Linked DNA regions of Homo sapiens: region 1 is linked to region 2. The links are chromatin loops, found by intact Hi-C in ENCODE. Cell type or tissue: A673. All regions are shown on one strand.

The links. Peaks named below come from ENCODE experiments on the same cell type or tissue, not always from the same donor. Only the 100,000 strongest peaks of a DNase experiment are listed, where the experiment ranks them.
Region 1: a loop joins it to region 2, with 14 times the contacts of the local background. A loop is called at or near these places in 11 of 110 quality-filtered maps.

Annotation. Positions count from the first base shown.
Region 1 is chr15:57,149,824-57,152,323 of GRCh38, forward strand. All of the region lies in intron 5 of TCF12 (transcription factor 12), which reads left to right. Among named protein-coding and RNA genes, the nearest start is that of SNORD13D, 130 kb to the right of the region's middle. In A673, no CTCF peak of the experiment used is centred here; DNase peaks (open chromatin) are centred at 458 and 1,158; H3K27ac peaks cover 2,373 bases.
Region 2 is chr15:56,900,616-56,903,115 of GRCh38, forward strand. The region is part of intron 2 of TCF12-DT (TCF12 divergent transcript); the gene reads right to left. Among named protein-coding and RNA genes, the nearest start is that of LINC03065, 15 kb to the left of the region's middle. In A673, no CTCF peak of the experiment used is centred here; a DNase peak (open chromatin) is centred at 1,516; H3K27ac peaks cover 2,063 bases.

The sequences.
Region 1 (2,500 bases), 250 kb after region 2:
GTTCTATCTTTTTCTGATCTGTAAAAATGGGTTTGCTAGAGAAAGACTAGGAGAAAGCTTTTTTATTTTTTTCCTTTAAAGGGGGTGTGTGAAAGGGTTTCTAAGAGGTATAAAAACCTTAGGAAGTTTCATAGTGGTCCTAACTAAATCATTACTTTTCAGACATTTGACAGTAGGCACTCCATGAGAGCAGGAAAACAAGGTGAGTCCTGAAGTTACCCCCACTCTCTCACTGCCTGTAGGAAGATTCTGGGCCACAGCAAAAAGACGAGATAATCAAACGCAGCCTGGCAGTCTTTGTGAGTTGAGAAGACAAAAATCAGAATTCAGAGAAGCTATGGGACTAGGATTTATAGGGTAAAAAGGAAGGAGCAGAGAGAGAGCAAGGGAGCTCAAGATCTTTAGAGTTTGGTTCCAAGTCTTTGGCCAAGTACTGACATGTACATGCATGTATATGCATGAGAGGAAACAACTTGAGACCAGGGAAAGCTCACACAAAGCTGGGAATAATTCTTTCTCCAATGAACCAAAGTGGAAAGATCTCATAATTAACAGGGCATGTGTAGTCTTCAAAAGGGTATTGTGTTGGTGGTGCTGAATTAGACCTGGACTAAAGGGTATTCTTGACCCACTGTTAGAAATATTAAAGGCAAACCTGGAAAAGGAGCAAACTGATTCCAAGTCACTTAACTGCTTGCCAGAACAAAGTCTGACATTCTTTGAAGGAATACAGCAAAATCTAGCACCCAAAAATATAAACATTTTAAGGTCTGGCATTGACTTAAAAATTACTAGCATGAAAAGAACAAGAAAAAAATGTACCCTGTAACCCAGAGAAAAAGTAATCAGTAGAAACAAGAGTCCAGGAAATTAGAGAGATGATGTAATCAAGCAAAGATGTTAAAATGGCTTTTATAAATACGCTTGATAGCTCAAGAATGTAGAGGAAAATAATGAATAAGATGTAGGGATAATGAATGCTATGAAAAAAACGGAATTTATTCATTTACCTCTTTTCCCTCCCTCCCTCCCTGTCTCTCCCCCTCTGTCCCTTCCTTCCTTCCTTCCTTCCTTCCTTCCTTCCTTCCTTCCTTCCTTCCTTCCTTCCTTCCTTCTTCCCTTCCCCTCCCCTTTTCCTTTTCCTTTCCCCTTTCCCCTTTTTTCTCCTTTTTTGGAGGCAGGTCTCTCTCTGTTACACAGGCTAGGGTGCAGTGGAGCGATCATAGCTCACTGTAACCTTGAACTATTGGATCAAGTGATCCTCCTGCTTCACCCTCCCAAGTAGCTAGGACTGCAAGGATGCACCATGCCTGGCCAATTTTTTTTTTTTTTTTTTTTTTAGAGACAGGGTCTTACTATGTTGCCCAGGCTGGTCTTAAACTCCCAGCCTCAAGCCATTCTCCTGCCTTCGTCCCCTGAGTTGCTGGGATTATATGTGTGAGCCACCACACCCAGCCCCCTAAATGTCATTTTTAGAGAGAAGAAAAATACAGTATCTGAAATGAAAAATACACTGGATGATATTAACTGCAGCTTATTCACTTCAGAAGAAAAAAAATCAGTGAATTTGTAGGCATAGAAACAGAAACTATCCAAAATGAAGATCAGAGGACCTCCAGCTTCTATCTAGGGTGTGGAAAACTATAAAGAATGCTGCTTTTGGCCAGGCACGGTGGCTCACGCCTGTAATCTCAGCACGTTGAGAGGCCAAGGAGGACAGATCATGAGATCAAGAGATCGAGACCAGCCTGGCCAACATGGTGAAACCCTGTCTCTACTAAAAATACAAAAATTAGCTGGGTGTGGTGGCGCATGCATGTAGTCCCAGCTCCTTGGGAGGCTGAGGCAGGAGAATCGTTTGAACCCAGGAGGTGGAGGTTGCAGTGAGCCGAGATCATGCCACTGTGCCACTGCACTCCACCCTGGCGACAATGAGACTCTGTCTCAAAAAAAAAAAAAGCCTGATAAACTACAAACTTTTAACTTTTTTGAACCCTTCAAAGAGGCCCAAGCACACAGTTTCTGTAAGTACTGAGGCTGAACTAAAACAGCAGAGAACTACCTCCGTCACAAGCCTAAGGAGTACTAAGCAATAGCAGTCTGCCACTGGGGCAGGGGCAAAAGCTTGAGGACAGACCCACTCTCAAGCACAGGTTTATAGCATCTGTTATAAGCTGAGGATGAAATACTAACAGAAAAGTTTTACAGCACCCCAGCCACGTGCTAAACACTAGGCACAACAGGTGATCACTAGAGGGAGTGGAAGCCTCTGGTAAACTCAGAGTCATCACAGCAACAGTCACACCAAGCTAAACTCCTAACTGATTGTCTGAATTTCTCACTCTAAAGTCCTTATATGGAAAGAGGCATACCCACTTCCAGGCCTAAATATACTACTGTTCTACCCACAGTATCCTGCATCCATCAAAATTATAAGTCACACACATAAGCAAGAGAAAAACAAAACAAATACTTTCAAGAGGCAAAACAGTTAACAAAA
Region 2 (2,500 bases):
GTTATAGCCTATTACTCCTAGGCTATAAACCTGTATAGTATGTTACTATACTGAATACTATATGCAGCTGGAATATAATGGTAATTATTTGTGTATCTAAACATAGAAAAGGTAATGCATTGTGCAAAGACATTAGAACAGTTACATCACTAGATGATAGAAAATTGTCAGCTCCATTATCATCTTATGGGACTACCATCATATATGCAACCCACCATTGACCAAAATGTCACTATGTGGTGCATCACTGTATTTATAGTAGAGAACCATTAGAAATTATATAAAGCCCCTTCCCCCGAACAGTGGACTTATTAAATAAATAATAGTATAGGCTTACGATGCAGCCATTAAAAATAACATTTTTGGCTGGGCATGGTGGCTCACACCTGTAATCCCAGCCCTTTGGGAGGCCGAAGTGGGAGGATAACTTGAGCCTAGCAAGTTGAAGCTGCAGTGAGCCATGATGGCACGACTGCACTCCAGCCTGGGGGACAGAGTGAGACCCTGTCTCAAAAACAAACAAACAAAATAAACTTTTGCTGGGTTCCCTGTCACATCAGAAGGTAAGTATAAAAGACTTCTAAGTCATGTCAAAAGAGACTCAGGAATAAACCTGAAGATGCTTCCATCGATCAAAGAGGTGAGGAAGAGCTTGAGCATGAATTCCATCCGTAATGGATAGATGCATGGTAAATATGTTTTAGTCAGCTCAGATTGATACTCTAAGACAAAAAAACCTCTGTTGGTACCTTTGGAAGATACAAGGAAACCAACTTATTATTTAAAAAACTGGTAAATACAGAGAATGAATCAAGCATCTAGTTCATTTCTCATATATAAATTGTACCTCAGGGTAACCCAATAGTTGATGATAGGAGGTTTCTCTTTACAGAATATTTCAGCTAATAATTGATGTAGAAATGATAGAGTGTCATCATATTGTAACCCCTAGTGAAATAATGCAGCTAGGGAATGATCATTAATGATGACTAACTTTACAAAAAGATTAACAAGCAGACATATGTCTCCTACATTATCACATATCAAATATTCTTGCCAAAAATCAAACTAGAATTTGATCAAGCCTATATACCTAAATAATAACAAAATACAGAAGATAAAGAAACATATTAAATAACACTAAAGGAGTTACAATTAGAAAATTTACACTATAGGCCAGTCGTGATGGCTTACACCTATAATCCCAGCATTTTGGGAGGCTGAGATTGGAGGATTGCTTGTGCCCGGAAGTTCAAGATCAGCCTGGAAAACATAATCAGACCTGATCTGTACAAATAAAAAAAAAATTACCCAGGCGTGGTGGCTTGTGTCTATAGTCCCAGCTACTTGGGAGGCTGAAGTGGGAGGATTGCTTGAGCCCAGGAGGTCGAGGCTACATTGAGCCCTGATTGCACCACTGCACTCCAGCTAGGGTGACAGAACAAGACCCTGTTTCAAAAACAGAAAAAGAAAGAAAGAAAGGAAGGAAGGAAGGAATAAAGAAGGAGGGAGGGAGGAAGGAAGGAAGGAAGGAAGGAAGGAAGGAATTCACACTATGGAAAGTCCTATAGGACAAACAACTCAATTTTGCCTCAACAAATCCAATAAAAGAGAAGGAGGGAGAAGCAAAAGATTAAGAGGCTTAAGACACATATCAAATAATACAACATGTGGACTTTATTTGGATCTCAATTTTGAACAAATTAACTATAATAAACATGAGACAATTGGGAGAAATCCGAACACTGAATACTTGACGATATTAAAACATTTAAATGAAAACTGTGAGATGTTACAATGATATTGTCATTATATTTTTTACAAGTGTCCTTATCTTTTAGATGTAAATGAAGAAACATTTGTGAATGAAATAATTTGATGTTTGTTTCAAATTAATCTGGAGGTAGAAATGTTTCAATAAATGTTGAAGCTGGGTGGAGTTTCAAAGGGGTTCATTATACTGTTCTTTCTACTTTTTTATGTGTTTGAAAATTTTCCTAAAATAATGAGTTTATAAACTTGTATTGAGAGCATAATCTTAAGTTTGTAATATATATTATGTATGTATACACATGCATGTACATAAACAAAGATTAGAAAAGAGAGGAAACACACCAAAAAATCTTTAGGTTGTCTCCTTACGATGATATTATAAATGAAATTTACATTCTTTCTTATTCTTATTTCTTTCTTCTTTTTTATTTAGGGAAAATAGATTTTAAGAGGCACAAGATCCAGTTATTTTCAACTCTTTAACCTTGACAAATAATGAAGACCAGAAAAAAATTTTCTCAACTACTAGAAGTTGTCTTTATGCAGTGGAACTATATGAAATTTTATTTCAGTTTTTTACATTTCTGTATTTTTCCATTTTTAATATAAAGGGACATCATTTTAGGATTCAGAAATCCAACAAACATTAAATCTAAAGGGACAATTAATTTATGAAGGATAAACAAAATTATTTATGTATACAAGATTTTTAAAAAATACAGGTGCA